2 separate regions of the Mus musculus genome follow, and region 2 is linked to region 1. The links are chromatin loops, found by intact Hi-C in ENCODE. Cell type or tissue: left cerebral cortex. All regions are shown on one strand. Each heading gives the region's core, and the rest is flanking DNA. Links, peaks and the distances in the headings are about the cores only.

Evidence for each region. Hi-C counts contacts between places; a loop is a spot of excess contacts. Peaks named below come from ENCODE experiments on the same cell type or tissue, not always from the same donor. Only the 100,000 strongest peaks of a DNase experiment are listed, where the experiment ranks them.
Region 2: it touches region 1 in a loop (6-fold over the local background); 6 of 42 quality-filtered maps call a loop at or near these places.

Annotation. Positions count from the first base shown.
Region 1 is chr2:147,254,482-147,259,865 of GRCm38, forward strand. The region is part of intron 1 of Nkx2-2os (NK2 homeobox 2, opposite strand); the gene reads left to right. It overlaps Gm39955 (a long non-coding RNA gene), which reads right to left and starts at 2,375. Exons shown (of 4, transcript XR_866809.2): 1 at 2,031-2,375; 2 at 888-983. In left cerebral cortex, for the core only: a CTCF peak has its summit at 2,458 (motif pointing left); a DNase peak (open chromatin) is centred at 2,429.
Region 2 is chr2:147,202,106-147,207,489 of GRCm38, forward strand. All of the region lies in intron 1 of Nkx2-2os (NK2 homeobox 2, opposite strand), which reads left to right. Among named protein-coding and RNA genes, the nearest start is that of 6430503K07Rik, 17 kb to the left of the region's middle. In left cerebral cortex, for the core only: a CTCF peak has its summit at 3,157 (motif pointing right); no DNase peak of the experiment used is centred there.

The DNA of each region.
Region 1 (5,384 bases), core at 234-5,233:
AGCTGGTGTGAGAGGCCCAGGGGCTTTCTTATGCAGTAGAGTGGAGCTTGATCAACACAGCATGAGGCTCTCTTGTCATGGGCTTATCTGGAGCCCAGTGTCTCTGCTGAAGAGCCTTGCAGGTTGTCAGGTTAGTGCTTGTTTGGTAAGAGAATGAAAAGCTGGGACCGAGTTGCAAATTAACTGGGGAGACTTCTCTGGCAAGTAAAAAAACAAGACAAAACAAAACAAAACAAAACAAAACAAAAACAATGCATGCTTTCTTCTTTTGTGGATGCAAGATTTCATAGGTACATAAATCCACATAGGTATTGATGATCAGACACTGATAATGAAACTGTCTGGGGAATTAGTGGGCGGGGCGGGGGGGGGAGAAGGAGAAGGATAGTGGGTGGAGTATGGCAGGGAATATGCTCAAAGTATATTATATGCTTTTGTGAACTTATGTAATCTTATATAATAATTTGACTTTAAAATCCAGGTTGTGAGTCAGTTGTGCTTGTTTGTGTAAGAGATCAAGCATGCTAAAACTTCAGCAGATGAAAATATTATTATTTAGAGCCCCTATGAAAGTACAGCTCCCAGGACTCACTCTGTGTGACAGTTCAGTGGGTGGGGCATGTCTCAGTGTTCCAGGACACAGGAAAGGGACACACATTCAGTGGGTGGGGCATGTCTCAGTGTTCCAGGACACAGGAAAGGGAACACAGTTATACGGCATGCAGTATCTCTCAAAGCAGTTAGAAGAAGGGATTTTGAGTGTGCTTACTATAGAAGATGACTAAATGCTAATGATCCGACTTCAGCATGTCCAATGTGTACATGCAACAAACTTCCACCCTATCCCATATGCACGTGCAGTTATGATGTGCAGCAAACCCACAAACCTCTGCCTCTGCTTGGCGATCTGGGACAGTTGCCGCTCAGATTTCCACAGGTGCCCTCACAACTGCTCTCTGCTAGGTGGACGATGGCAGTGAATACTAGAAGAGAAACCCAGGAATTACAAAACAAGGAGGGAACCTGGCTTGGTGGTAAACATCTTATTGTCACAGTCCATGGGAAGCTGAGGCAGGAGAATCAGGAGTCATCCAAAGCCAACCTAGATCACAGAGTGAGAGTCTACCTCAAAAACAAAATAATAACACAGGAGCCTTTGAAAGAAGTCAGAAATAACTTTGTAGACAGGAAAATCTTTCGCCTCTAAAGAAATCTAAAATTTTGGTTTCCGGGAGAAGTCGTGAAAAGGTTATTTCCCCTACACCCTTGCCTTCTGGGTCGGTCTACTTTAGAAGCTTCTTAAAAGCTTCATTTAAACTTGCTGAGAAGTTGTCCACCGGGGACAGAATACAGATATCGGGGCCTCGGAGACTCTGGGGCAGCTGGTTTCCGATGTGAGCGGATTCTATGCTTTATAGGGAGTGCCACAGAACACGGGGCACTTTACAGGTCACCAGAGAGCAGTTCTCAACACTGGCTTCATCAGAACCAACGGACCCAATTCCCCAACTACAGCCCAGACCATTCCCAGCAGAATCTCTGTCCATGGGGTTCAGGCAGTAGCAGTGCTTAAAACTTGCCCAGTGACCTGGTCCAGGCCAGATGAAGAATCCCTGCTCTAGCAGGAAATTCTGTTAGGAGTAATGGCGATCAGATTTCCAGCTAGCAGAATATCATGGTTTTGTTTTGTTTTGGTATAACTTGCTGTACTCTTCAGCTAGCCTTGAACTCAGGCTCCAGCCATCTCCAGCTTCAGTCTTCTGGGTAGCTGGAGCACAGGTGATATCACCACTCGTGGCTCAGAATCACATAGGAGACAAACAACAACAATAACAACAACAACAACAACAACAAACAAACAAACAAACCTATGCAATAATTGCTGTTTTATCTTAAAATGAATAACGTAGAGCATAAACTTATTTGCGTTCTTAAAAAGGTTTCCCTTGCAATGCAAAGGAGAAAGAGAAGTGAACAGAACAAGAGACTAGGGAGAATATTGAGCACATGTCTGTAGAGGCAGGACATACCTCAGGTCTGACAGTTGTGGGCTAGAGCCAGGGACCAGAGACTACCTTTTCAGGATGAACTTGAGACTCTTCAGAAATCCAGCCTTTTTCTGCCAGTTGCAGAGGCCCAGCCTTTTCTCTGTTGTCACTGAGGACCCACAAAGGCCCACACAAATCTCTCAGGAGGTCCTCTTGAAATCAGGCTCTGTGAGGCGGCTGCCTCTGTGTTCTGCATGGGAACAGCATCTGCAGACTCGAATATGAGGTCCGGGGACAGAGGTCAGATTAGTGACACAGGTTCCCAATAGTCTGGAGAGGCCCTCTGGTGCTGCAGGCTTCCTCCACACAACCCAGAGTTGGACATCCAGCTGGGAGAAGTCACTGGCCTTTTGAAACCCCAGAGAAGCATCTGCCCCTGGGAATGATTTGTCAATCTCCTGCGCCCTCTAGCGGCAGATGCCTGTCGTGCCTGCACCAAGAGAGTACTTCAATTTTTATCCTATAGTAAGTATTCAGAGGTCAAGCTGCTACACATTTCCTTCTCTCTTGTCTATCTTTCTACCTGACTATATGATGCTTCCACAAGTCTTCTATGCATTTACAAATGACTAATGTATATATTACATATGTATTCATTTCTGTATGTGTAGATAGAAAAGTAGATATGTAGACACATACATGCTTCATCCATACATATGAAATATGTCTTATATTTAACCATTTTAAAAGATATTTTTGTATGTATGTATGTATGTATGTATGTATGTATGTATGTATGTATGTATGTATGTATGATACATATTGAGACAGGATCTCTCTATGTAGCTCTGGTTGGCCTGGAACTTGCCCATAGACCAAGCTGGCCTTAAACTCAATTGTCTGCCTGCCTCTGCCTCCCAAGCACTGGGATTGGGATTAAGGGTATATATATGTGTGTGTGTGTGTGTGTGTGTGTGTGTGTGTGTGATCATGCCTGGTAGTAGTGTACATATACATATACACATATACATATATATACATGTTCATATAATATTTGCAAATGTAAAAGTACTTTTAAAATGTTACATAAAATATATATTTGACATATGCAATAAGATTTGATTATATAACTATAAATGTTATAAGTATGATATATCAGACTAATTTATAGTATGCATATTTTCTATAGACTATATATTCATATTTGTAACATATTTATATGTGTTATGTATAGTAATAGATACAAGGTTTCAGTGTATAAAAGGAATCCAATCGTCTCAGTTGGGTATAGTGGAAATAAGTTAGTATCCTAGCTTGCTCTCTGTTATTGTGATCAAACACTGACAGAAATAACTTTTGGGGTAAGAAAGGGTTTATTAGGATTTAAAGGTTATGATCCATCATTGAACAAAGCCAAAACATGAACTCAAGGCAGGAACCAGGAGACAGGAACTGAAGCAGAGGTGATGGAGGAATGCTGCTTACTGGCTTGCTCTCCATGGCTTGCTTGGCCTGCTTTCCTATAGAACCCAGGACCACCTGCCCAGGGGTGGCACCACCTCCAGTGGGTTAGGACTTCCCACATTAATCATTAATTAACAAAACACCTCACAGATAGTCCCACAGCCAATCCGATGGAGGCAATTCCTCAGTTGAAGTTCCCTCTTCCCAGGTGACTTGAGTCATTAATAAGAATAAGACAACCCAGCGGATTCATTTGATTTGCCTTCCTCTGGGGGACATTTGGATTGGTTTCCTTATTTGCCCATCATGGGAACTCCTTGCATGTGCGACTTTGTTCGTATGAGGTGTTTTTCTCCAGAGCACAAACTTGTCTTTCACTCAAGCCAGGAACTTAAGGCTGAAATGCAAAGTCTTGTGAAAATGAGAAGGGATAGAAACAGGACGCTTTGTGAACTGAGGACCAAGTTGGCCAGAGGGTGGGGTGTTGGGAAATGGAAGAGTTGCTTTTACCTGTAGTCTGGAGCTTTTGTTTTGATTTTTAATTAGGAAAAACAACACTTTTATGTGGCTCAAAATTTAAAGAGAATGACTGAACGGATGTAAGTAAAGTCCCCACCCCCTTTTCTGACTTCCAGCTACACAGTTCTTAATGGAGATCCCCAATATCAGTGGTCCTTTTGGACTCTACACAAGATCATTTATATGTGCGCAAACAAGAAGACAGATCTCTAGTACAGGTGCTCCCCAGTAGTAGAATTCCAACTCAGTTGTAGGGTCCCTTTCTACATGACTTGGCAGTTTCTACTGGTGCAAAATGGTTCACTTCTCTAAGACTGGAGCCACCATGTATTATGTTATTTACCAAGGATGTAAATTAAACAAAAATGGAATCTTAGAGGGTTATTTTAAAACGTTATTGTAGTATGGTTTCAGCTAAATACTAGCAAGGAGCCTAACTCGCTGCACTGTCTACCAGATGGGGGCTTCTTCCACCAATTCTAGATGCAGCTTGCTGTGGGCTTGAGGCTCCTTGGGTGCTATTTTGCAGTAGTTCCACTTTTCTTGTCCCCTCCTCACCAAGCTCTCCACATTTTGGATATGTGCTGCTAACCTCACGGTCTATTTTTTATCTTCCTTCTCTGCTGTGTTGTCTTCTCCTGGATACTAGTGTATAAGAACCACTGCAGAGGAAGATTATCCAGCTGAAGAGAATACTGCAGGAGCCTGGGTGCTGTGTGCCTTTGGGCATCTCTGCTGCTCTGTTTTCCAGCCTGTTGTCCACATGATCTTCTCCCACCTCCTTATGTGGCCCACTCATCAAGCAGCCAACATGAAGCCATGCTTCCAAATATGGCCGACACTTATGTGACTTTCCCTCCTGTGTTCAGAATGCCTGACTTAGACCCAGCAATGGAAACAAAGCTACCTTCAGTCCCATGAACAACCAGAAATGTGCCCTGGGCCTCTTGTTGGCACCTGTCTATTGGGTAGCCAGGCTCTCTTCTATCTCCCCTTTTACAACCATGGAGAGGATAGCACCCTGTCTGAGCAACTTCACTGTCTCAAAGCCCTGCAACCCAGCATGGTACCTGACTGATGAACAATGAATGCCTGGCCTTGTATCCAGAGGCTGCACTAGCAAGCACCTCCCTGTGTCTCTTCATTTCTCTTAAAATCTTGATCATTAAATCTCAGCATATCTTAAAGAAAATCAACACTGAAACAGATCCCTGTTATATATCCACACTGAAGACGTTTTTCTAGAATCTTCATTTTATGTAGTCAGAGCATCCTTAAATTGAAAATCCAAAGACTACATGTTCCAAAATTCCAAACTTTTTGCCCCTGACATGAAGCCCCAGTGGAGATTTCCACGCTGATCTCACAGATTGGTCATCTCCAGAGCATGTCAGAACTAAAAATCTTATATAA
Region 2 (5,384 bases), core at 284-5,283, 52 kb before region 1:
CTACTGGCATCATATAAGAAGTGTTTGTATGGTAAGGACTACGCAGAAGAAGAACCAGTTCATTTGGCCTGTTGTAGAGGAACTACAGTGTCTTTGGTCTTGTTTCTTGAAAAAAATTACCCAGTCATTAGCTTCAGAAATTATTTTTACTTAGGCTCTGTGTTTACTTGGTGTATGAGTTTGCTAGAACTGAGTAATATGTACCATAAATTGAGTGGCTTAAACAATCATTTATAGTCCCAAACCCACATGCTAGCAGAGAAGAGTCTGTATCAGGATTCCGTTTTTAGCTTAGAGATGACTGTGTTCTTCCCATGGCTCTTCCACTTGTGTATATCTGCAATGTCTCTGTCCCCAGACCCTGTGGATGGAGATCGCTCAGTGTTGGTGATTAAATCCAGTGCCTTGTGCATGCTAGCCAGGAGCTTTAGCATTATAGGTCAGCTTCAACCTAGCCCTTCTGCTTTTAAGAGTGAAGATATCCATCATACTCAATTTGGTAACATCCCAGTGACCACCTGTCTACTTGTTAAGCTCTGTAAATATCTCCAAATAAGGTTGCATCCTAAAGATCAGTGTTTTGGATGCGATGAGAATGTTAAAGATCATGGAGGGCTTAAAGACCCAATGCCATATTTAGTCCAGTGTCAGTGCTGGCCTCTGAGTGTACATGCTTTGGGTTTGGCTGTGCAGTATTTCATATGCATTTAGAAAGCTGCAACTTTTAAGTGAATAAAATGGTTTGAATAGTAATTGTGGTGGTTTGAATGTGCTTGGCCCAGGAAGTGGCACTATTAGAAAGTATAGCCTTGTTGGAGTAGGTGGGGCTTTGTCTGAGGGAGTATGTCACTGTGAGGGTAGACTTGGAGACCCTCTTTCTAGCTTCCTGGAAGACAGTCTTCTTCCTGGCTGCCTTCAGATCAAGATGTAGAACTCTTGGCTCCTTCTCCAACATCATGTCTGCCTGGACACTGCTGTGCTTCCTGCCATGATGATAATGGACTGAACCTTTGAACTTTTAAGTCAGCCCCAATTAAATGTTGCCCTTTGTAAGAGTTGCCTTGGTCATGGTGTCTCTCCTCAGCAATGGAAACCCTAACTACGACAGTAATATTGCTATTGTTTGGATCAGTGATTTTCAACCTTCCTAATGCTGTGATGCTTTAATATCTTATGTTGTGGTGACCCCCCAACCACAAAATTATCATGATCTGCAGATTGAGAACCCCTGATTTGAATTTTCTTTCTTTTTTTTTTTTTAGAGTGTGCCTTTTTGAGACAGCATCGCATTATGTAGTCTAGGGTAGTCTTGAATTCACCATCTTCTTATCTCAGCTTCCCAAGTGCTGGGATTACAGATGTGCATCACCATGCTTGACCTGCTTTGGATCTTCATTGTCCGTACATGTTCAGGTGTGATTCCTGTAGTGGCACCATTGAGAATTGTATCTTTTAGGTAATGGGGCTTGCACTATGGGACTCAGTATGGTGGCTCCTCAAAACAAAACAAAACAAAACAAAACAAAACAAAACAAACAACTAATACTAATAGCAACTACACTTCTGGAATGTACCCTAAGTATTTGACATCAGTATACCACAGAGACACTTACAAAATAAGCTTATAGCTTACTAGTCATAGTAGCAGAACTATGGATTGTAGCCTAGATTTCCAACAAGAACTGGATGGATAAAGACCATGTGGTGTATATACAGAACAGGCTTTCATTCATTTGTAGAGATGAGTGAAGTTTTGACATATGAAAAAAATGGATGGAACTAGAAATCATGTTATCAAATAGGCCAAGTTCAGAAAGAAAAAAAAATCACATATTTTTTTCTTATATGTGAAGACATATGATGCTGACTTCTGTTCCCCACCCCCTGAAAGTTAAACATGGGACTTCAAGAGGGGAAGAAAACATTTGAAGGGAGATGTGAGGGATAACAGTGGGTGGATATGGAATATGTGTCTTATGAAAGCAGGGGGATTGCTTGGGAGGGAGAAGGGGACCGAGGAGATGGGGAGAGGTGGGGTGGTGAGAAAAGAGCAGCAGAAGAACAAAGTGTAATAATATATATGAAAACATTACAACAAAACTCATTCTATGTGCTGAGCAAAATAACAAGAACAAGAAGATCGAATGAGATAGAAAAAAAGAGGCAGGGCCTATGGAGAGGTCTTCAGGTCATTGGAGTGTGCCCTCGAAGGGGATTGTGGGAACACAGCTCCTTCCTCTTCTTCCATCTTGCTTCCATTTACTTCACAGCCATGAGGTGAGCAGTTGACCTCTGTTTCCAGCACGGCCACCCAGCATCCTGCCCAGAAATGGGTCCATCTGTGTGACCACAGTTGGAGACTTCTAAAACTTTCTCTCTGTAAGATCATTTTTCGTGGGTATCAGTTAAACTGACAAGACAGCAGAGTTGGACAAATTCCATTAGAAAAATGGGCATGTGTGTAGCAACAGCTTGGAGAAAAGAGAAAAGTAGCTGGTCCTATGCTCCCTCTAAGAAAACTGCTGTGAACCTGGTCTCTTAGAGCTCTGCCCGCACTGTGTTCACCGTCTCTTCTCTTTGGCACCCCTTCCTTTGATATCTCACCACAGAACTACATGTCTCTGATAGATATATAATTTTCACTGAATTAATGGAAGATTTTTGGCTCACTAATAACTTCCATTTGAGCATTGAGATGTAATTACAATGCTTCTGTCTTCGTCTTCATAGGCTCGTGGCTTTCAGGAGCTCATAGCATTCCAAGCAAGGGCTCATTACAGTAATCCTCTTAACATCACTTGGACCCGAGTTACAAGTGTCATTATTCTCATCTTGTGGGAGGAAAACCTGAGGGACAGAAGAGGAAGGACTATTGTCTAATGCCACAAAGAGAGACAGAAGGGGCCTCACTGTCCCTTTATGGTGCCGTTTATTCTGGAGAGTTCTATATTTATCTAGACCATCCCCCAAGGCAGCCCTTCTTTTCTATTTTGGCATCTCCAGTCACTGTTTGTGTATGCTGGCTGGTGTCTGGCCCAGGCACAGTTCTGGCTGAATTGAGAAGAAAAAAACGACAGAACTCCCATTATAATGCAGTGTTTATTATTGGATCAATATGATCGATGGCCACCTGTCAGATCTGTAACATTATCTGGGAACCAGCAGATGGAGCTGTTACAGATAGCATTCAGAAGTTTGTTTATTCTCCAGAGCACGGCTTTCCATCCTGGGGGAAATACCACTTCATTGTCTGAGCCTCAGCGTTGTTTGCAGCCAGATGTTGAACACACCTCTTCTCTTGGCCCAAGTCTGTGGAATCAAGAGGTCATTTAGGTGCAGGACCATGGTTTTCACATGGAAGCAGTCTTGTGACAGTCACTGACTTCCTGCAGGCCCTTGTGGCCAAGAACAGATGAGTCCTATGTACAACAAGAGCATGACATACACCAGTATCTAGAATTCTTCTACTTAGACTCCCAGAAGTGGTTACATATGGTGTGCTGGAGGGAACAAGAAAGCTGCTGGTTTTTGTGAATGCAGCATCTATCACTACTGATAGACTCATGTTCTGGTCCTTAATTGAACAGGAGAGTTTGTTTTACTTGTACTAAGAAGAATGGTGCTACATGACTCTATCTTGAACTTTTGAAGATGCCCGTCATACTTAAATATATTTACCTTCCCTTTTTCTTGGTGGGTGTTTTTTTGTTTGTTTGTTTGTTTTTGTGGTGGTGGGTAGGGTAGGATAACTAATAATTTTTGAGTGTTGATTTTAAATAAGTTTAAGCAGGAAGAGAATAGGACTCACTTGCTCCTTCCGGTGAGGTTAGAAGGAAAGGAAACTTGTTTGGGGGTTGCTTGACTCATTCTTTTCTTCTAGATTCTGAGTGCTAGGATTACAGGCATGAGCTACTGTGCCTGGTTTGTGCAGTGCTGAGAATTGAACCCATGGCCTTGTGTATGCTAGGAATGTGTGCTCCCAAGGGAACAATATTCCCAGTCCCTTTCTTTTCTTTCCTCATCTCTGTTTTTCTTTCTTTTGCAGATGGGCTTCAAGAGAAGTTGGCCTTGAACTTCTGATCTTCCTGCCTCTGCCTTCTAAGTCTTAGGCTTGATTACAGGCATCTGTGCCTCATTTGACTAGTCTTTTAAAATCTAGTTATTGTCAGTAACTGGGTTTCCCAGTTACTCAGGAGAGTGAAGAGAGAGGACTCCAAGTTATGGCTAGCCTGGGCAACGTAAGGCAATCCCATCTCAAAAACAAAACATTGATAAGTAAAAATTAAATATCATCCTTGTATCTTTCTGAAGCTTATGAGTATAAACTGGTTTTAAATGTTCAGCATCTTGAATTTTTTTTGTCAATCATGACCACAAATAAGGGGCTAAAATCATGGTTTAGTAGTTATGAGAGCTTGCTACTTTTCCAGAGGACCCAAGTTCAGTTCCTAGCACCCACACTGGGGAGCCCATAAATGCTGTATCATTAGCGAGTGAGTGTTCATGGTTACCCATGCTCACAGCATATGATTACATAGACGCACAGTGGAATTTTGGATTGAATGTTTACTTTATTTCATTTTGGTAATATCTTTTGTAATATCTATTTGTATTACTTAGCATGTGCATGTGTTCACGTATGCACACATATTACGGTGTATGTGTGGAACTCATTCTTTCCTTATGTGGGTTCTGACAGTTGAACTTAAACTGCCAGGCTGGACAGCCCCTAGCTGGTGTTTTCAAGGGTAAAATTATGAATTGCCAGGCTCTCGCCCAAGCTAGTATCTCACCGGCAAGAATTCACTCGGACAACCGGATCCTTCTAGGGCAAAGCTTTTATTGCTTACTTCTCAGGAAGACCCAGAACCCAGAAAATGGCGCTGCTTATATAGCCCGCAGCGTGACGTTTCAGCACCTGATTAGTTGCTCGCCCATCACCCCATTACTATGCCCCAAGATGGGCAGTGACTGGGCGTGAATTCACTCTTGCACTTGCGCATAAGGCTTGTTTACTAGTTAGGCGCAGTGGAAGCCAGTGCCATCTTATAATGGCGATTGCTCACGGCACGGCTCTCCACACCAGGCCCTTGAGACAGATGAAATAAAGGTGCTTGCCACTGAGCCTGACCATCTGAATTCAATCCCCAGAACCCACACCGTAGCAGGAGAGAACTGAGTTCCAAAAGTTGTCCTCTGACCCCCCACATGTGTACCATGGTGCATGTACCCAAACACACGCATGTAAAAATAAGTAATTGTAATAAACACTAATAAAATTACACCTATAATTATCTATCTATCTATCTATCTATCTATCTATCTATCTATCTATCTATTGATCTATCTATCTATCCTACTCTAAGTGCTAAAGAAAAGAAATG